Linked DNA regions of Homo sapiens: regions 1, 2 and 4 are each linked to region 3. A link is a contact called in ENCODE Hi-C data. All regions are on one chromosome and are shown on one strand. The core of a region is the stretch at or near the end of the contact, and the rest is flanking DNA. Distances in the headings are between cores, read along the strand shown.

Region 1 (5,557 bases), core at 1,444-3,943, 340 kb after region 3:
GCAAAAACAATGTGTTTTCTTGTAACATGCTTTGCCAGTATTTACTTTCTATTATTTATGATGCATAATAACAGAAAGATATAATTTCCCAGCCTTCTGATTTTTCTTAGCAGATAAAGGGCATATTTAGATCTTTGGTTTGAGTCCTTAATATAATGATAAAAGCAGGGTTTTCCACAGGTGCTCCCCTGGTGAGCTCAAGCTTTTATGGGGCAAGTGAATCTGCTTCTCCTCCTCTCTGGGTCCTGGAAGTCTCCACGACCAGGGCCAGTTTCCTCTGCAGGTGGCGGAGGGGTTGCTGGACAAGAAGGGGAGGAAGGAAAGCACGCAAGCCCCAAGCAGGACCTGGGCAGGTACAGCAGCTGCTGCAGGCCGGGAAATCCAAGCCTGAAAGTAATTAGACTTCTGCTGATGTCTGTGTCACTGCGTGTGTGTATGTGTGTGTTTTGCCCAGTGGCCTGACAGCATGGAAATTACCCAGCCTGCCTTGTGTGGTTATGCAATCCTGACTTGGGGAGAAGTGGTAAATATAGCGACAGAAAGAAAATGCACAAATAAAGTTACATCTGAGGCATGAGGGAAAGAAAATGCACAAATAAAATCGTAGCTCTTCGGCCTTTGAAGGGTCTCTTTTTACGATGAGAGAAGTATGTCTTTTCCCACACATTTGCATTTGACATTAAAGACGGCACTTTAAACAGGAACCTGCACAAATCTCATTCAACTAAGAATAATGTAGCTGCTACACATTAACTTCTGCATGAAGACAACTGTCCTCCAGCATGGAGGTGAGGCAGCCCCATGACCCAGGGGATCCCAGCCTGGGAAACGTGCCTCCTTCCCAGGCAACCTAGGGGACCAGCCTTTCAAGAACTATTTTCAGTAATACACTTTCATTTTGGTTGAAAAGTAAGTACCCTCTGCGTTACTTTTTGAAGAAGGAGAAGGATAAAATTAAGGTTTAACCTTCCATGCTGATTATTAAAGTCATTTCTAGAAGACAGCTTTGCACTGGGGAAACCAAGCCAGCCCACACCTATATGAGCACCAGATTTCAGCTACAGACTTCCTGAAGACATTCTGCCCAGAGTGCTGGCTTCTCAGAGACTCAGGCTATGAGGCTGGTAGTGTCCTTTGTCTTTTCCCACATCACAAATGGCACCAAGTGAGGACAGCTTAGTGCTACGTTTTATATAAACAAACTGGTGGTCTTTTAAAAGCAAATAAAGTGAAAATGTCCGGCCTTATCTTGGGAGCAAAACTAAAAATCACTTACATTGATGTGTCACTTCTTCAATACTTATACATCCATGGGAATCTTATGTTGGCATGGCGAGTTTATAAAATGTTAGAATAACTAAGAAGAAGAACCACATATTTGTTTTTTGGGTGGATTATATTCTTTTCTGTCCCCTTTAAAGCCTTCCTTGACTGAACAGACAGGAAGAGTGTAAAAACAAAATTTAGAACAAAGCACATTTTAACAGCAAAAGTTATCGAAATATCCCTGCCATTATTTCCTACTCTCTGCTTAATTTTGTGTTTGCCAAATAAATAATCTTATCCCAAAAAATAAAAGATGATGGATTGGGCCATTTGTAATATTTTAGCATAACTACAAAAATTATTTGTCTATGTTAAGATGTCACTGCTAAATTCTCATCAAAAGGAACACTTTCCATAGAATTCGGGGTAGTGATTCTCCATCTCTATTTGAAGAGCCCATGTACAAAAGATCACTCGTGAATCAAATTTACTCAAATTTTAGGATAACCCATGGGTTATTATGAGCATTTTCATTCTGCTATTTCCTCTTACTCTATGCTCTGTACAGGCCAGGAGCCACTCTGTTTTTCCCTTATTATTAGGTATAAGCCTCCTGAAGGGTTTTTTGACTTTTAAATTATTTTTCTGAAAAGTTGCTTTGTAGTGCTGGATCACCAGAAAAAAACATAGTGTTTAAAAATGGTGTTAAAAAAGATATTTAATTTGGGGTGAAACAATGTTACAAAGTTTAATGAATTCAACACTGAAAGAAGAAGCTGCTGCCAAATTCCCTTTTTATCTCCTGTTGCAACTTTCTGCCTTAAGATCCCTTTTCAAAACATGGCCAGTCACTACTCTGCTGATTAGGCGTAAGTATAAATATGTAGGCTGTGGTCACTCCATGTACTTACAGTCAGAAGAATGGCAATATGATAATTGTATATCTAGAAAAATATGCTGTACTTGGGTAGGAGAATGGGGCCAGAAACAAAGAAAACAGCTTTAGTGACAGTTCTGAAATGTGAGCCCAAACAGAAAAGTGTAATACGCCACCAAAAGTATTTTTAAGATACACATACAGGACAGCTATTGAAAGTCTTACATAGCACACAAGTTATTAAAATAAAAATTTTCAAAGAGCTATGAATGAACCTTTCAGAGAAAAAATGTTGAAACAGCAATCATAATTTAAAAATTGACATATGAATGTGACCAGTGCTGACATATGATTTATCCTAAATCTGAGCACATTCCTGGTTTACAGCCTCAGCATCATTTAGTCATTCTTAAAAGCTGGAGCAAGCTCTTGCAGGCAGTCTGGGAGCTATACCTTTCCCTCGTGCCGGATGGCCGAGATGGGCGTGACTTCTTCCCCCTTCCTCCGTTTGTCCTCTTCCTCGTCCCGCTCCTCCTCAGCCTTCTTCTCCGGAGTCACAGTGGTGATCAAGTTGGTCTGAGAGATGCCTTTTGTTGTGGCGTACTGGCCAGTACCAACCTCTGCAGCAGACATAGAATCCTTCATGTATATTTCATGGTTTTCATTCACTGATGCTAAAAGCAAATACAATTAAAGAAATAAAATCCAAAATAGTTAGGTCAGAAGACACATGAACAATACCAACTATATCTTTACTGAAAAAAAAAATACCAACACAAAATACCAGGTTTGCCTTGAAAAAACAAATCAGTGCTGCAGGGACCTTCATGAGAGCATGACCTTCCTGTATTTCCTATATGAGTGCTTTAAAATTCGTGAAATGCTCATGTCTTGGAATTTCATCTATCCTCAGACTCTCTGCTGAGGATGTGTGTAAGTGTGGAGGTGAGTGGAGGGTCATGAGGCGAGGCTGCCGCTGGGCATATTATCACCATTGGCTGGCACTGGCACCAGTCTCGTAGTGGCCAATTCCACACCTAACAGCAGTCTTTGCAGTACACAATTGCTCTAATACACTTGGCTCTTTGGAAGTGCCATTCACCAAGGAGCACTGAATTGGTTTTCATATTATTATTATTAATGTTGAAAAGTCTATCACTCTTACAGTATAAAAGCTCCATGGGTAATAACAAATATTAACCATCTTGGTAGAGATTATAAAAATCAGATGGCAATTCCATTCACCTAAAGTACAGAAATGTTTTCATTTCTACTGCATTTTAAACAGACTACCATAATATGCATATACATTTACTCATCTCTAATATTTTGGGAAAACACAATGAATGTTGCTAAATGAAATTCATGCAAATGCAAAACATGCAAACTCAAGAGAATAAGACAGAGCCTTTCATCCCAGCTAAAACGTCTTAGTGAAAAGATGCTTAATTAAGTTTTAAAAGTTGGTACTCATTATTTTAGGTTTTAGATATAAAATTTATTAAAACTTATAAATGTTGCTTTTCAAATACACAGTAACTAATCACAGACAAAATATCTACATTATTATTTTAGGAATTTAAAAACGTAAATAAAAGAAAGGATTCTGAAATGAAATCCTCTCTGAAATGCTTTCGATAGCTAAACTATGTCACTAAAATATCTTCACTAAGACATTTTATATCTCTTTACACCGTTGAAAAAGCTCATATGAGACACAACTTCCTAATGGACCAGTTAGGCCATTCTCTGTGAGATGCAACCTTGCAAAAAAGCAGTTTATGTTGCAACATGCAGCTGTGCCACCCAGCTCAACAGCAGCAGAAAACATACTAGAGCTGGCAGGACCGCAAGGAGTGAGAGACAACACATACTAACATCACTTTTGGGCAGGGAGAAAGAGACAGCATGACATTAGTACACTGATTTCACAATTGTCTTCTGTCTTCTCAGCAGTCATTATCACACTAAAGGTCATAAGGAAAACAACATTCACAACAAATGTGTTCCCTGGGGTGCACGTCACTGAACAAAGTGGATGATATTCAGGAAAAAAAAAGTGCGATTCTACAAAGTTCCTCAAATACTGATAACATATAGAAATAGGTAATAGAGACACTCTAAAGGAGAAACAAGAGTCAATAGGATAAACCAGAAAGAAAAGCTTCAATGTTAACATCGATATTTCAATATCTTAATTCAGCTCGAAACAGTCCTGGTAATTATTTTATTCAAAAGGGCTGGCTCTAAGTTCGGTATTCTGGAAACTCTTAGAAGACACACAATGGCAATTAACTTCCTAGGCTAGCTCACAAAAGCCTGTAAGAATAATTATGAATATAAAATGTGGTATATATACATCATGGAATACTACTCAGTCATAAAAATGAATGAAATCATGTATTTTGAAGTGACTTGGATGGAGCTGAAGGTCATTATTCTACATGAAGTAACTGAGGAATGAAAAGCCAAATACCATACGTTCTCATGTATAAGTGGGAGCTAAGCTATGGGTATGCAAAGGCACAGAGTAATATAATGGACACTGGAGACTCAGAAGGCAGACAGTGGCGGGGGTGGTGGTGACGGATAAAAAACTACATATTGGGTACAATGTGCACTACTCAGGTGACAGGTGCACTAAAATCTCAGACTTCACTACTATACAATTCAGCCATGTGGCCAAAAACCGACTGCTTGTATCTCAAAAGCTACTGAAATTTTAAAAAAATGTGAAAAAAGAGTAATTATCAATATGATTATTGAGATAATTACCTATGTAACAAGAGTGCTTTCACATATATCTTGCTTTTCACAACAGCCCCGTCAAAGGCGGCCTTATTCCTATTATACAGATGACTAAAACAGACCTGGAGAGCTGAAATCATTTGTCAACCACCGCAGAGACAGAGGGCAGCAGAGCCTGGACTTCAATCTGGATTTACCCATGCCACAAGAGTACAGTTTCCACCTCGCTAGTAACATACATAATATAGCACTAATAATGCCATTTTGATTTCTTCTATAAACTGTTCATAAAGTATTCCATTAGAAAAAGACAGTTGTTTTTAGTTGGGAGATTCAAGGAGCACCTCTCCCCATCAATCACCCGGCTAGTGAAATGGGGAAGGCAGAGCTGAGACTCTCAGGGGAACAGTGGCAAAAAAGGTAGGAAAGGAGATGGTACCATGCACTTGTAACTTTTGTTTATTTTTATTTATGTTTTTCCTTATTATTTAAACCATACTTGCATACCAGAAACTCCTAATTCTTTTTATTTGCACAGGATAAGATCTTCTATTAAAAACAACAAATCTCCAGGTGCTCCAAATGAGAAGACAGAGACCTAGACATGATTCAGTTCCAGAGTATTGTTACAGCGGGCACGCCTTGCAGCAGAAAGTGTACCTCCAT
Region 2 (5,880 bases), core at 322-2,821, 460 kb after region 3:
ACACCTGGCCACCTCAGGCAGCCTAAAATTCTCACTGTGCCCCACTCCCCACCCCCCCTCAACAAAAAGGACAGGCAGGGTATCTGCAAAAGCAATTCCGCGAGACTAATGTAAAAAAGCTGAAACAACTTAAACACGCAATGGAAGCACTGCATTAGCAGGACTGCCCGGCCCTCTCAGGACCTCCCAGCCCAACCTCCACAAGTAATTAACACCACATGTTTCCTTTATCATTCTATTTGTTCTGTTCCGCAACAATCTCTACCAACTTTAACCCTGGGCTGCAACTAACGGAAAAACCCTAGAAAACTTCAGATCCGTAATATAAAAAGAAAATTGAAAAGAATACTCTCATTGCAAGGGACCACAGTTACAATTTACTAGGTAACCACACCCACCGCATTGCAGAAGCCATGAACTTGGCGGGCGTGGGGGGGAAGGGGAAGAAGTCCGGCGAGATTAGAGGGGAAATCCGAAAAAGCAAGCCCCTGCGGCAGCAGCCAGGAAACACTCGCCAGGAACTGGCTGCGACCCCAACTCCAGCGGTCCGAAGCCCTAGCCTCCCCACCCCCACCGCGGCAGAGCCGCCTTCGCAGACACCTCCCGAGGAGAATCGCGGCCCCGAGGGCGCCAGGTGAGTCGCGCCGCCCCGAGCCCCCGGGCCACGGCAGGCCGACCCAGGCGCCCCCGGCCCGCCCGTGCTCCCGCGCCCGGGTGCCAGAGGCGAGGGGCCCCGGCAGGTGCCCAGGCCCAGGGCAACCCCGCTTGGACGCTCCCTCCTCCTCCCCCACCGGCCGGGGGCCGCTGCCCCAGTTTGGGGAACGAGGCAAGTTATATAAAAGCGGCCGGCCCCCCTGCCCAGCGGGGATGCTTTGTGCGGAGCGCACCTTATCGGCCCCGCGCTGCGCCCGCCCGCGCCTGCACCCGGGACGAGCCCGCTGCCGCCGCGCGCTGAGCGCAGGGCCCCTCCCGCGGCCCGCCAGCCGCCACCCGCCCGGGCGGCGCCGCAGTGTCGCCCCCTGTCCCCCGCACCTCCCCGGGGGAGGGGCCGGCCCGCGCTCGCCCCCAGCCCGAGGGGCAACTTAAAACATGGCGCCCCGGGCGGGGGATTTGTGCAAATTGGCGGAGAAGGGACGCGGGGACCGAGTCGCCCCTTCGGCCAGGGATCCCAGGGAGGCCCCCAGGCCGGAGGCCGGGGCTCAGGCTCTGCGCGCCGGCCCAGCCACTACTGCGCCGCGGCGGGCGGAGCGGGCGGGGGGCGCGGCGCGCAGGCTCGGCCCGGTGGGGGTCCCGGCGAGCGGGAGGGCGGTTGGGGACCCCGGCCGCGCCGGGCGCGGGGCTCGGGATTCGGGAGACCGCGCGGCGCCGAAGCCACGCGTCAGCCCCACTGTCCCGCGCGCCTCGCCCCAGGCCTCGGGCTCTTCCTCCGCACCTCGTAAAGCCGAGACCCCCTCGCAGTCCCCCACTCCGAGAGGCGGAAAAGTTACCTGGGATCAGCAGGGAGCCCGGGCGCGCCGCGGCGTGGGGACTAGGCTCGGGCGCGCGTCCTCGGCGGCGGTGCGCAGGAGACTCGGGCGTGGGGAGGAAGCCGCAGCCCAGGGCTGCTCGCCGCTGTTCCCCCCGCCCCCTGTTGCAGGAGACACCGAGGCTCCGCGGAGCTGCGGCGGGGGCCCACGCCCAGAGACCGTGCGAGGAAAGCCAACCTCGTCCTGCCTGCCCTCCCAGCCGCGGGGGAGGGGGCCACCGCAGTACTTCAGGACAGTTACATGGGCACAGCCTCCTCCGTCCTGGCGCAGGGTCAGGCTCCGCGGACGACGCCTGGAGACAGCTGCCAATGCCAATAGCTTTAGCCCTTTATTCCCACTTAGATGATGGCCTGGCCTCTCCAGACCCCTCTCCCCTCCCAGACATCCCCTGTGAGAAAGGAGGGAGAGGGTGTTCCTGACCTTCAGGTGAGTTATTTATTGGCTAGGGACTGCAGTATTTTTTTTTTCTTTTTGGAAAGAAAATAAAATCAAGTTGGTGGTGTCTTCAAGTCATGTTAATAGAGAAGATCTGAATTAATGCTTGATAAGAGAAGTCGCCCATTTTTCAGCAACTCAGCTACTCCGTCCTCTCCAGTATCTATAAAGCTTTCCACCGAAATTTACCTTGATTTTAAAGAGCGGAGGTGGCTCACTGACTTGTAAGTGAAAGAAGTAACTCCTGGTCATCTCACAATATCTTAAGATCTAACCGACTAACCAAGATATTTAAGAAATATTTTTATGGGCACAAAAAGAATAGAGTGAATAAGACATAGCATCTGATAGCACAACAGGGTGACTATAGTCAAAATAATTTGATTGTACATTTTAAAATAAAGTATAATTGAATTGTAACACCAATGATAATGCTTGAAGGATAGATTTCCTGTTTTCCATGATGTGATTATTACACATTGCATGCCTGTATCAAAACATCTCATGTACCCCATAAACATATATACATACTATGTACCCACAAAAATTGAAAATAAAATATTAAATTTTTTTAATTTTTAAAATAAATTGTATGTATATTTAAGGCATACAACATAAGATACATATATAGTAAAATGGTTATTATAGTGGAACACATTAGCATATCTATCAACTCACATAGTTATGCATTTCCCCCAACACCCCTCTACTTGTGGCAAGAGTAGCTATAATATACTCATTTAGCAAAATCCTGAATACAAGACACTTCTTAGCTCTAGTCCTCGTGTTGTACATCAGATCCCTTTCATGTTGTACGTTATTAATTTTTTTAAAATAGAGCCTTCTCCAAATCATCCGGTTGCCCCTCCAGGAGCTCAGGGACTCATTAAAAGAGGGAAAAAAATGGATTCACAAAAATATTGCATTTGCTACTGGGTGCCAAAGACAAGATACAGAACACGTGCCTCTGGGAAAGATTAGTGGGCCTGATCTGTCAGTGAGGCCCGGAGACGTGGGGAGACTTGGCGCAGGTTTCTAGAATAGGGAAGACTTTGGTAGGAAAGGAGGATGGTATTTGATTTCCTTGGCTGGAGTGGAAGGGTTTTTTCATGTTGAAGAGGGAGAAGGTTGGAAAATTATAGTTACTATGTTGCTATGGAGTTTATGGGACTATATTCTATAGATGTGTAGCTTTGGGAAATTTTGAGCAAGAAAGTGTGACTTAAGTAATGTTTTAAGAAAACTAATCTTATGGCTCTGCAAAGACTAGAACAGATGGGCAAATACCAGGTTGGTGTTCGGAGGAGACTATGGTATTAAGACAGTTACCAGAGGTAATGAGGGCCTGAATTGTCTTTCAGGTGACAGATAAAGGTGACAGTTCCAATAGTGGATGTTTGGGAATTAACTGCATTTCCTGTCAGAAAGTGTTGCGTATGAGTATTAGAGACATATATGCACATATCACATACGCACCTGTATGACTCTGTGTGTGTGTGTGTGTGTGTGTGTGTGTGTGTGTGTGTGTGTGTAGCACATAAGGTCTGTGAATGAAGAAAGAATTCATTTTCCTTTTTTGCATGTACACTAAAGCACTCCATTGAAAGTGGACTTGAATAAATTGTATTGTTTACAATAAACACTCATTTGGCATTATCATTCAAGACACAGATGGCTCCATATTTTCATTCATTTTGTTGCAGTATTTTTGCTATTCTTTAAAATTGAAAGCAAACTTTTTCTTATGACTCATGAATCTTAATCTTTGTGGTGATGAAAATCAGCAATAGTGTCTGAATGGCAATTTTCTTGGGAGAAAAATGTTAGACAACTAAGTATTTTTTTAATTAGAAATACCTATCTAAGCCAGGCGCAGTGGCTCATGCCTGTAATCCCAGCACTTTGGGAGGCTGAGGCCGGTGGATCACGAGGTCAGGAGTTCAAGACCAGCCTGGCCAAGATGGTGAAACCCCGTCTCTACTAAAAACACAAAAATTAGCTGGGCATAGTGGTGGGCGCCTGTAATCCCAGCTACTCAGGAGGCTGAGGCAGAGAATTGCTTGAACCTGAGAGGTAGAGGTTGCAGTGAGCCGAGATCTCACCACTGCACTCTAGCCTGGGCAACAGAGAGAGACTCGTCTCAAAAAACTACAACAACAAACAAACAAACAAAACCCTAATTATGGTAATATTCCACGAATTGAAAATTTGGAGTAAAAACCATACTGCTGCATAGTTTGATAGGAAATCTTGGAAGCAATTACTTTGGAATCCTCTGGATTTAACCAAGTCTCTCCTCTATTATTTTTTTCCCCCTAGCACAGACAGGGAGAAAAAGAAACGTCAAATTCATGAGGGGTGCATAGCTGCATAGCTCCCTCAGCAACTTGCCTGCATCTTGATAATAGCGATCTCTTCATTCTTTCTTGTGAATCCCATGCAGGATCCTCTCTTAGTCCTCTCTGTCTCCCCACAGTGCCTCACTGGGCACATTGCAAGCCAAGCACTTCACATTTTTGCTAACTGAATGAATGGACATTGAATAATGAACTAAGCTGTCACTTTTCTTCAGGGATTCGGCTTCCTCATGTATAAAAGGGACTGATTCCAAAATTCTGTATGGTTCAATAATATTAGGGGCCTATAAAACTAAAAGATGTATCACCTCTTACTAAGTAAAAGCAATAATGAAAACCCTACTATTTAGCTCTCATCAGGAAATAATGAGCTCTTCCACACAGAAAGGAGAAGGAACATAAAGTAGAAAGCAAGGTGAAGATACAATTATGATTGAATTTGCTTGCTTTCTTAGAATACTAACTTCTCTCCTTTTCCCTCTCACTACCAAAAATAAAGCCACTATAGCCCCAGAGAATTCTTTATTCTTGTCAATGTAACCCCCCTTGTGGTGCTGTTTCAATAAGTTATAGAAAAGTAGTTCTTGGGTCCAGTAAATGCCGTTTACACAGTCCTAGAATTAGTGCCAATTTGGCATGAGAACTCAGTTCTTCAGATTCTTAATTTACTATGTCCACACAGTACTAAAGAGAGTGTTATGCAAATACTGAAACAATCCATGGAAAGTCAGGAAAGATTCCATGACTCTAGCCTAGGTCTTAGGATGCCCATTCTGATCTCCACTACCTTAACTTGGGCTTTCTCTACGCTAATCTTATTTATGGACTTCCTGAAATTACTCTATATAATTTATATCACTGAAGGTCACCAGCTATCAAGAATTCTAGCCAGAGAAAAGGTGCAGAGAAAAGGGTGCAGCTTACTTCAGGTAAGATATGTGTGTAAATTCATCCCAAGCTGAAGAGATTGGATCCCCCATGAACCTCTATTCCACCACAAATGTCAATAGAGTACTGACTTCTTGAGTGAATGAGTAACTGGTATTCTGCTACCTGAACAGCAATGATAATTCCAACCTGATAGCCAAGACAAGGACAGAATTTGCAGTTGTATTGACAGCCATGTTGTCAGCCTTATGGATGAGACTCCAGAAAGAAATAATAGAGAATCAGTCTGGTTAAACTTATCTGAACTTTGCTCTCAAACATGAAAATTGAAGAAATATTGACGCTTGAGCAAACCCTACAAATGCCACCCTAATAGACATTCACACTCATTTGGCCTCATTTATTCAACCTGATCTGCTGCCTTAGTGAAATGTTGACAACACTGGCAATAACTAGTTGAGGTTTATTTTATGCTCAGAATAATGTCAGGCACCTGAATTGCATATCAAGTTCTTGAAATCAGGATATAAAGTCTTCAGCCACAGCGTTACTGGGGACCATAAATAAGAGAAATACAGGGATGAATGCATAATTCAAAAGCAACAAGCTTATTCTTCTGAAATAAAAATTCATTGAAGAGTTTCTAGGTTCTAAGAATAGCTTTAAGTTTACAG
Region 3 (5,323 bases), core at 118-2,617:
CGAGGCAGGTGGATCACCTGAGGTCAGGAGTTCGAGACCAGCCTGGCCAACATGGTGAAATCCTGTCTCTACTAAAAATACAAAAAAAAAAAAAAATTAGCCACGTGGTGGTGGGTGCCTGTAATGACAGCTATTCAGGAGGCTGAGACAGGAGAATTGCTTAAACCCAAGAGGCAGAGGTTGCAGTAAGCTGAGATCATGCCATTGCACTCCAGCCTGGGCAACAAGAGCGAAACTGCATCTAAAAAAATATAAAAAATCCACTCAGTCAGACAGATCAAGGAAGGGAGATCTGGGCAGAACAGTCTTCAGTAATTAGAGAGTCTCAGAGAGGTACTTGTCATTATGAGGCCTGTGAGTATTTGATAACAAATATTTTATCCATTCAAATAACAGAATGAACAATGTGAGCATGGATAGGACCCTATGTCATTTCTTGGGGAATGCAAAGTGTAGAGATGTTGTCTATCATCAAGTAGCATTTAAAAATGTATATGCCAGCATTTAACCTGACAATAACTAAGGCATATATCTGTCTTTAGTGGGTAAAGCACTGAAAGCAGAGGAAGACACAAACAGCTAAGTGAGGACATCATTTGCTCCATGAAATGACAGAGGCTTATGACATAATGAGAGCATAAAGTGGGGCATCCGACCCAACGAGTAGCTATGGGTGGTATTTTGGAAGAAGTGGCCCCTGAGCTATACCTTCCATAAACACAGGAGAAAGGTGGCTTTGGAAGTGAACAGAATATGGTGCCAACCTGGCTCCATCACTCCCACATACCCTAAGCCATGATTTAACCTTTCTAAGCCTTAGTTTTCTATGTAAAATAAGTCGAATAATATCCACTTTTCAGAATTATTGTAACGAATATATATTGTGCAATTCGTTCATACCTTAAGTAATTAATAAATGGTAGTTTTTATTATTGAAAGAGTTTAGCAATATAAAGTGTAATATAGAAGAAATGTATAAATTGAAATGGTAAAAGTATAAAATGCAACATCAAAATCTAATAAGACTTTAAATTGTGCAATTTGAATTTGGAAATAAAAAAAGTCTTTAGATACCGTAGTGAGAGTGGCTTTAGTCAAGTATTGTTTCTTGAAAACAAATGCAGAAAATTAGAAATGAATGAGAATGAAGGACATGGAAACAAGGAATTTTGAAATGTTAATTGCAAAGGGAGAGGAGGATGCAGGATCGAGAAAACTGAAGTGTTTTAGATAGGGAAAAATCTTGAGCATTCTTATAGGCTATGAGGAAGAAATCAGGAGAGGAGTGGAAAAAGGACACAGGAGGAATAATTGATAAAGCAACATTCTGGAATGAGTAGGTCAGAATCAGTTCTAGAATCCTGGTGAAGAAGTTGGCCTTAGCCAGAATGGAGATACCTGATCATCAGAGGCTGGAGGAAAGCAGGTAAAGATTGATGAGAGTATATTTGTCTATTTGTATTGGACTGGGTAGAGAGAATAAAAGAAGGTCATGCTTGATGGACTCTGTGTTTTCTATGGAGTCAGAAGCAAGCTCATCTTTCTAGAGTCAGGGCTTGAAGCAGAGAAGGATACAAGAGAATAATGCAAATTTGGAAATGGATCTGATATATGCGGGGCAGGAAGGTGACCAAAAGCAACAAAAGGTTTATCAGATGGTGCTAAGTTTCCTGCCACATTTGAAGACATACATATGTAGCTGAACCAATCTCCATGGTTGCAGATTTCTCTCCAACAGTGCTCAGCTGTCTGGGGCTGGGTGTAAAAAAGAAAGTAGATTCAGAGTTTAAATTTTGCTAGGAAGATGGAAAGAAAAGTATGCAAGAAATTTGGAATACCGTTGAGAGTGTTGTTTAGATGATAAAGTGTAGGTCCAGGCTGAGGAATGAAAAGGGGATCATAGGTGGGAAGATGATAGAGACATGGAGAAACAGACATGGAAGCGATTCAATGCCTAATAAGTAAGGCAAGTGCAGGAAAATCAAAATGTTCACCAGCCAACTCAGCAACATGCAGCAATAACCACTTGTGTTTAGAGAAGGGAAGATAATTATGGGTTAGGGTCTTCAAGAAACACTTCTCAGTGGGGTCAGGATTTGATAATCAGATTTAGATTTGGGGAAGAGGAGAGGGAGTAGAGTAGTGTGGTGGTAGCAGAGGATTCATGCAGAAAGGTGGTGAGAAAGAAGGTAGGTGACGTATAATGCAGCTAGGTTGTCCAGCTTCTCAGAGAAATAGGTGAAGGAATTTAGACTTCATCCCATAAGGCATGACAAGGCACTGAAGTTTTTGAGAAGGGAAGTGGCAAAATAAAGAATGCTTTCATAAGTGTGAGAAATGGATTAAAAGGGAGACCAACTATAGAGAAGGAGAGCAGGTGCAATACTTTAAGTATATGGTATAGAAAGATTTTATAGTGAGGAAATGGAGGAGCGTCAGCTGTGTGGATAATTTTCCCAAATCTATTTAAACATCTACCAACACAAAAGAAAAGTAAAATATTGGCTTAAAAAAGACAACTCACAAAACACTTGTAAGACTTAATAACAGGTCATGAAACTAGATAGGGATTACACCAAACACTTTGCATTCCATTTTTTGTTTATCATTTTTAATCCCAGCAAAATCAAAATATTCTCATTTTTGAGAAAGCCTCTAAATGATTAAGCAACTTGTCCAAAGTTACGCAGCTGGAAAATGGCATGGCAAGAAGTGAAATCCAGGGCTCTTCTTGTCAGAGCCATGTGACTCAGAGCAACTCCATTTTAAATAGGAGCTGGATAAAATGAGGCTGAAACCTACTGGGCTGCATTCCCAGATGGTTAAGGCATTTGAAGTCACAGGATGAGACAAGAAGACAACACAAAACAGAGGTCATCACCAACATGGCACATGTATACATATGTAACAAACCTGCACGTTGTGCTCATGTACCCTAGAACTTAAAGTATAATAAGAAAAATACAGGTCATAAAGACCTTGCTAATAAAACAGGTTGCAGTAAAGGAGCCAGCCAAAACCCACAAAAACCAAAATGGCAAGAGTGACCTCCGGTGATCCTCAGTGCTACACTCTCACCAGCACCATAACAGTTAATAAATGCTATGGCAATGTCAGGAAGTTACCCTATATGGTCTAAAAATAATCCACTCCTTGTTTAACAAGAAATAACTGTAACAACAAAGCATCATCAAGAAATAACCATAAGAATGGGCAACCAGCAGCCCTCAGGGCTGCTCTGTCTATGGAGTAGCCATTCTTTTATTTCTTTACTTTATTAATAAACTTGCTTTCACTTTGCCCTGGGGACTGGCCCTAAATTTTTCCTGTGTGAGATCCAAGAACCCTCTCTTAGGGTCTGGATCGGGACCCCTTTCCTGTAACATTCTGACTCCAAAAGTCCAGACTCCAGTACAAATACAGGACCCAAAAAAATGATTAGGTTACAACAAATATTACACTAATATTGTATATAATAATGTTTTTATCTATTAAAAAGTATAAAGCTATGGACAGAGTGCTATTACATATATTAATCCTTTTCATCTCTATTAATACCCTTAGGCATACAGAGAAAATATCATTGCTCCTGTAGAGGGGTAATTTTTATCGGAAACAGAATCTATTACACTGAAAATAGGAAAGGGAAGTTAGTAGAAATATAATGAATTAGTTGGTCAATTTATTTTAAAAATTACATAGATCAAGGAGAACTCATGAAGAAACACAATGAAGAGAGGGAGAGGGCAGAACCCAGGAGAGTCTGCATTCGTGAGATAATAAAATTGAGGCAAGTCAAGATTATAATCGAACTGTGAGCAATGGATATCAGGTTTTTACAAGGACACACTACTCTCATCACTCTAGAATAAGCCCTATTGTATGAAGATAGCATTATAAGGAGGAAGGGCTAATATAAATGAAGTAGAGATGTGTAAAGGCAAAGCAACACAATGTGCATTCTAGCTCCACTCTGGGGAAAGTTCTGAGAAGGAGCTTGGGAGATGGTTATGCCATTGACATGGCACAATATTATAAGGGGGAAACATTAGTAATATGGGCATACCACAAAACTTAAGCTGGGCCTCAAATCTCAGGAATTTTGGAGGCAATAGACTAATATCTGAGCTGTCTTTACTCATGGTCAGGGCAAATAATAACCTTAATTTCTTGTCAGTGTCAATAGCATCACTGACAAGAAATTAAGCCTTTCGATGCAGAGAATGAAACCATAGAAAAAACTTCTCCCTATGACCATAGATCAAGAAACTGAGGCACAAGATTCCATGATTTATCTATAAACATACAGTTAGAAAACCTAGCATTAGAGTTCTCATGATTGGTAATCCATGATTTGCTTCTTTCTAGCTATGAAAGAAAGCTTGAAAATCGTTTGTAGTGGTCCAAGGCATTCAGTTCATTAGCTTTTACCAACAGAAAAGGAAAAGCCTGGGCATGGTGGCTCACACCTGTAATCCCAGTACTCTGGGAGGCTGAGGTGGGAGGACCACTTGAGCCCAGGGATTTGAGAACAGCCTGGGCAACATAGCAAGACCCCCATCTCTACAATAAATTAAAAAAAGATAGCTAGACATGGTGGCACCTACCTGTGGTTCCAGCTACTTGGGAAGCTGAACAGGAGGATTGCTTGAGTGTATGAGGCTGAGGCTGCAGTGGGTTGTAATTATGTCACTGCACTCCAGGCTAGGTAATGGAGCAAGATCTTGTCTCAAAAAAGAAAGGAAAGAAAAAAAGACACTTTCAAGGTTGCTTTAAAGAAAGATAATCTGGTGCAGAAAATGTGCCCTGAAATGCCTTATGTGCACATCATCTATTCTGGAACCGACTTGGGGTTGGATTAGAACTGCAGGTAGAAATCAGTGTGACAATTGGGGAGAACAGTGTGCCTAAGACATGCAGAATTCAGAATATCAAAGAACTGGGGGCTTCAGCAAGTGCATAATGGAAAGCACAAAGCCTAATGGAGCAAAAGATTCATTACATTGAACAGAAAAAGGGTAAGAAATCATTGAACGAATCAGTTGGAGTTGCTTCACCTAAGTGGTAGGGAAGTGTCAAAGCTAAAAGCAGACTAAAGAGATACAAGTGTAGACCCTGTTTTCAGCTATTCAATTTTTCTATTTCCCAAACCCATTTGACATGTAACTCTTCAAATCACCAGGTTCCTCAAAAAACAAACAACAACAAAAAAACAACAAAACATGAAGAAGCCAAATCTGGAGGATGAGTTTTCCAAATTAAACACTGAATATTGTTGTAGAGTAAAATGATACTGTTTGTAAAGAGATGTTTTTACTAGACA
Region 4 (5,155 bases), core at 2,396-4,895, 380 kb after region 3:
GCCTCCATTCCTGAATCCCTATAAATCATCTCTTAGTCTGTGCCCAAGACAATGAGTGCAAAAGCAGGAAGGCACAAATTGCGCCAAGTCTCAGCACTGGACTACAATAAAATGTGTTTGGGTTTTTTTCTTCAGTCTTACAAAGCTATGAATCAGCCTGAGTGAAGCCCTCTTCTGGCACAGCTGAAATTAGAGAAATCTGTCAAGTCAAAAACTGTCTTTTAGCCTTGGAAGACAGGGTACAGTTATCTATCTGAAGCTGTACAATCATGAAGAGAATGAGGAGAGCAAGTTGTTTTGCATGAGAACTGGAGCTAAGCAGCAGTCCCTGCTGCTCAGGAAGGAATGGGGTTCCTGCATCAGAAGGTGTGTGCATTGGCAAGGCTCTTCAGGATGCATGCATGCATTTCTTTAGACAATAACGTTGAAAAATGAAAATAAAAAAGCCTCCTGCCTATGCTGGCTTAGGCTCAAACCCACTCATGTTAATACATGAAAATATGGAGAGCTACAATATTGAAAATTTCCAGCAAAACTGATGCTTCTGTATCCTTATTTGAGGGGCTGTCTACACCGTAAGTACTTCATTCTCTCCATCACCTATCTTCCTCAAATAGACCCCTGATTTTCTTTTGGAAGTTATATTTCTTCATGAGTATAGTATTTTGTGAACTCCTATTTCTGCTCCCTGAGGATGGAAAACTGCTTGTCCTTTTTACTGCCCTGGTACAGTGTCCTGAACACAGCAGGCATTCGATCTATGTGTCTAAGAAGTGCTACTGACAAGAATTTCAAGAAAGAATTTCTTCTCACATTATTTTGGACGAATCTAACAAAATGTCATCTTTTTCCCCCCATGCTTCCTGCCCTAATTGCATTTTTCCTCACTGAATGCCTTTTCATTTTCCTCACATTTAAAGGTCACTTGAACTTGTCTTTATTTCTAAATGACTGCACTACCATTTACCTCAAGGATGGAGACTCTAAAGAGTTCGGCAAACTCTCTGGGCCACAGCTTGAGCCCAAATCAGACACCTGGACTCTGTGTAAGTCACCTTTCCTGGGCTTCCTTTTTTTCTAACGAATTCTTGATAGAAAAATACTCTATAACATTGCCTTGAAATTTAAGCGGAGAGTGTGTTTTTTTTTTGTTTCCTTGTTTTTTTTTTTTTTTTTTAATCCATACTTGGAAAATGCCAAAGCGCCGTGGTCAAACCCAGGAACAAAAGATGATGGTGTCTGGTCTGGGACAACAGAGTCCATAAAGCCTTAGAAAGGGCTGGAGCTGGGAAGCCCTAAGAAGAAAGACAAGGCACCAGCTATCCTATGTGAATCTCCTGCCTTTTTGGGCTGTCTCAAGTGTACATGCAATGCCACGTTTAATAAGCATGGAAAGTCCATTATCCACATCACTACTGCCAGAATCCATTCTCAAGAGGCAGGACTTAATGGGATCTTTCAGCCTATGTACTAATCCCAAATGTGGTCCAGGCAGCATATTCATAGAGGGCTGACATGAGAGGCAGAGATCACATTTCTTCTCTCTAGATGGCACATATATTGTCAGTCCTTTCTTTAAATTCATGAGCAATCAGCTCTTCAGAAAACCATGAGGGTAACTACTTTCAAACATTCATCAGTCAATCAATAATTGTTCTATCACATTCTCATTTAATCAAGTTAGCAATAATGATCTGGAGCCTTCTGTTAAAATAGGAATATGAAACTACTTCCTGGTCTTGGTAAATTTATAAACAAAATAGTGAACATGTGTGTTTAATTTCCAGGTCTAAATTATCTAGAGATGAGAATTCATCTGGCATTATTTAAACACCTTTAAGTTGGATATTCCTACCCACTGAAAGTTTGTCTTCCCATTATTCAAGTGCAGTATATTAGACAGTCCCAAGGCTGGACTCTGGTTCTACAACTAATCAGCTCTGTAATGTTAGACAAGTTATTTAAACCTCTCTGAGCTTCATTGTTTTCATTATAAAATGGAAATAATACTGGTACTTATGCAAAGGATTGTTGTATTAAGATAAAACACTGGAAAGCACATTGCCTAACTCATGGGAAGCATCAACAATAAATGCGGGTGATTATTATTAGGCCTTTTTCATAAGGAGCCTGATAAATTTAAGGTTTCTAATGCTGAATTTGGAATAGAGACTGATGTACTATTAAAATCCTATTTATTCTACAATGAAATCATAGAAAACAAATCATACCATTACTCTTACGAAAAAAAAAAATCCCTTCTCTTTACATAGGTAAAACTGGGAAATTATTCAAAAATAGTATTGATATTAGTAAACTGAGTCTACATTCAATTTTTCTTTTCAAACACACACTCCCAGAACAGTTTTAAATACATATTGGGTATACTGGCACATTTTGGTATTATGCATTGTAAGCCATATAGCAATGTCCAAACTAGATTGGGCTGTTCACATGCAGTAGAGTTGACCTATGTTTTGACTTAGATTCAGTGCGCAAACACTTCAAGTACATACATGACAAAAGTACCTCCCTACATATTAAGCCCATCTACCTTTCTTTAAAGGTGCTTTTTTTTTTTTAATTGGTTCCTGCCTTCATTTGTTGTAATTTCCGTCTCTACTTGAAACCAGACTTTTGCACTCAGAGATGTGCACTGTGGTAGATGATGGCTTTCCAGTGAAGCACGCTTCTTCTTGGCTAGCAGAAACATTGGGCTTGATTTTTTGCAAAGAGTTTCACATCACACATACGAGATGTTGGCAGCAAACTGTCAGACAACATTTCCTGCTGTGGATTCAGGTCACTAAGCCAACGCATGCAAAATGAACGCAGAAAAGGAAGTCTAAGAAGGAGGAATGTTTGAAACAGACACGTACTTAAACCTGAATCACGTAAAATAATCATATTAGCTAATTCTGAATGACGTGAAACTTTGAGAATTTTCCTGTGAGAGGAAGTACTTAACTTCTTTTGTAAGAATTCTCAAAAAAACCCCTAAACAAACAAAACTTGAATTGTGATTTATAATTCATTTGGTCAAATGAAGAGCTATATGCAACTCAAATATAGACAATAAAAACACCACTTTCAATAATATGAATTTAATGAGTATGAATTTGTAGCACTGTCACTTTTCAATTCTGTAAGACACTGATAATCAAAAAACATGAGAATAATATTGTCATTGCTTTAAAAAACTATGTACTAAGTGAATCTGTGTCCTTTCCTGTCCATCAACTGTTTAAGCCTATATTAGTAGGGCAAGGCTGAGAATAAATAGAAAGAGAAAGAATATCAAGGTATTACATAAACCACCAGCATATTTAAAGATGTAATGATATATCATTTCACCAGTTAAATATGTGTTTAAATTAAAATGATCTTATAATCTATGTAAGACCTGTAATGAAATGTAAATAAGTGGTTAAAAAAACAGGACATGCTCACACTGTAAATGATGCTTCATTCAGTCTTGTCTGCACTTGCGCATATCATATTTTAGATGAGTATTTAAAGTCCAGTAGATAGGGGAAGAAAAAACCTTCTCAATCATTAAATATTTTGATTCTGTATACTTTTTGGTTTTTGTTTCTGATACATGTAATACCCTGTTTGAGCCACTGAGGGGTATAGTTGGGTCTACACATCAAAGGTCAGTATTGTTTTCTAACATTCCTCTATCAGGGCATCCTGGCTTAATACTGCGTGAACCCACAATCCCAGAAAGCCAGTGCTAATCCTCTTTGCCCAGCCGTTCCCACTCCTGTGACAGGGGTAAGGAGGAAGCTGCTGAACCCTGCTAAGAAGATGGGAGGCCTGGTCTAATTCGAGAACCAGACACGGCAGGCCCTGTCTTCTGGGCTCAGCCCAGTGAGAAGCTGGAGCAGCAGGGAGGCGCGCTCACTGCAGCGATCCCGTGGCTCAGCAACCTGCAGGGAATGGTAGTCACTGCTCCTTCCCGAATCTCAGATGACTATTCCTTTAAGTTCTGTGGTTACAATCTGTAAAACATATGAGTAGCATTTGCAAATGGTAGTAAATAACAATCACATAAAAACTGAAACCATAAGGCAAACCGCACTCTCAACATGGCTTCAAGATAGGTACAGCCTTTTCCTGTAAGCAACAACTCTACCGTTCTTTTATCTGTAGGAAAATCGCAAACATTCTATTCAAGCAAAAGTAAAAGATTCCATACATGTTTAGACTGCACTGTTTTTTCTCTGCTTGTGATAAAGCAATTGTCTTTCCTGGAGCTTATCTGCCCTCGGGGCTGAACTTGAGTAAGGTTCAGGACTGAGGGGCTCGGGAAGCTCTGCTCCCCTGCTTTTTTGGAAGTCTTGCTGATCCTATAAACCAGCTCTCCTTGCTTTCATCTGGTGGAACAAGTGATCTCGGATGGCACAGTAGGCAGTGAAGTGAAAATTTAGGGAGGTCATCCCTGAGACTGTATCACTTATTTTAACTTCTGTTTTTACCATTGAAAAAGAAAAAAACACACACACACAGATCTCAGGGAGAAGAAAGCTATATGACAACATCACGGTTTAGCTATCAGATTCAGTAGTGAGAGATGCTTCTGGTACACAGACAGCAAAAGCCTAACTGTGGAAAGACCCTGCAGGGGCCTCCCAGGCTTGCCTGCCTCTGTGACTTCCCTGCTACCTCACCTCGCTCCCTGTGAGGCTCTCTCCTGCAAAGAGGAGACTGTACACACACCTCCACGCCCCGAAGCCTTCTACCCGTTCGTCCTTCTCTCCACCACTCAAGCACCCCTTCCTCAGGATTCCACCCCTGAACTGCAGGACTAGGTTACATCTCAGGGAAGCTGTTTTCATAGCTCCTGCGTTGCCACTGTCAGGGGGGCACTTTTATTTTTGTTTGTATTAGAATTTGAGTTGTGGTCGGGGTAGCCTACCTGTAAGCTATATCCACTCACCACTGTATTCTTACAGTGCCGGGCATCGAGCAGAAACATTTTTTTAAAAATATCAAAGAAAATCAAGCTAAATAAATGCATCTGGGGTTCATTTCCTGCTTTAAGACTCTTGAACAACTGCTCTAATCTTTGAAATTTGTTCATGACCAATTTGTTTATATTTCTCTACCATGCAGGTATAATCTTCTCTGGCTAGAACTACAGTGTTGAATT

Evidence for each region. Hi-C counts contacts between places; a loop is a spot of excess contacts on that map. Pooled maps may share reads with other maps.
Region 1: a map of Panc1 shows a loop between it and region 3 (4-fold over the local background). The contact joins the enhancer-like site here to the promoter of LINC01892 in region 3. A Hi-C loop is called at or near these places in 7 of 168 maps with a recorded cell type or tissue (CD4-positive, alpha-beta T cell, CD8-positive, alpha-beta T cell, Caco-2 and 4 more), 20 of 37 single-sample maps with no recorded cell type and 18 of 50 pooled maps.
Region 2: a loop to region 3 is called in a map of endothelial cell of umbilical vein, with 6 times the contacts of the local background. The contact joins the promoter of EPB41L3 here to the promoter of LINC01892 in region 3. A Hi-C loop is called at or near these places in 6 of 168 maps with a recorded cell type or tissue (Caco-2, GM12878, MCF 10A and 3 more), 6 of 37 single-sample maps with no recorded cell type and 13 of 50 pooled maps.
Region 4: a loop to region 3 is called in a pooled map, with 2.6 times the contacts of the local background. The contact joins the enhancer-like site here to the promoter of LINC01892 in region 3. A Hi-C loop is called at or near these places in 4 of 168 maps with a recorded cell type or tissue (CD8-positive, alpha-beta T cell, GM12878, HepG2 and 1 more), 2 of 37 single-sample maps with no recorded cell type and 9 of 50 pooled maps.

What each region holds. Positions count from the first base shown.
Region 1 is chr18:5,417,115-5,422,671 of GRCh38, forward strand. EPB41L3 (erythrocyte membrane protein band 4.1 like 3) reads right to left here. Exons shown (of 23, transcript NM_012307.5): 12 at 2,597-2,763. Among named protein-coding and RNA genes, the nearest start is that of EPB41L3, 120 kb to the right of the region's middle. Within about 2 kb of position 2,694, at least 2 of the 41 ENCODE cell types and tissues checked have a DNase peak (open chromatin) inside an H3K27ac peak, as active enhancers do.
Region 2 is chr18:5,542,426-5,548,305 of GRCh38, forward strand. EPB41L3 (erythrocyte membrane protein band 4.1 like 3) reads right to left here and starts at 1,572. Exons shown (of 23, transcript NM_012307.5): 1 at 1,488-1,572. LOC107985145 (a long non-coding RNA gene) reads left to right here and starts at 404. Exons shown (of 4, transcript XR_007066440.1): 1 at 404-634; 2 at 1,869-1,952.
Region 3 is chr18:5,079,815-5,085,137 of GRCh38, forward strand. LINC01892 (long intergenic non-protein coding RNA 1892) reads left to right here and starts at 1,368. Exons shown (of 4, transcript NR_146900.1): 1 at 1,368-1,426; 2 at 5,183-5,323.
Region 4 is chr18:5,453,051-5,458,205 of GRCh38, forward strand. The region is part of intron 3 of EPB41L3 (erythrocyte membrane protein band 4.1 like 3); the gene reads right to left. Among named protein-coding and RNA genes, the nearest start is that of EPB41L3, 88 kb to the right of the region's middle. RefSeq lists an enhancer at 3,357-3,857. Within about 2 kb of position 3,646, at least 11 of the 41 ENCODE cell types and tissues checked have a DNase peak (open chromatin) inside an H3K27ac peak, as active enhancers do; they include CD8-positive, alpha-beta T cell, where a contact is called at or near this core.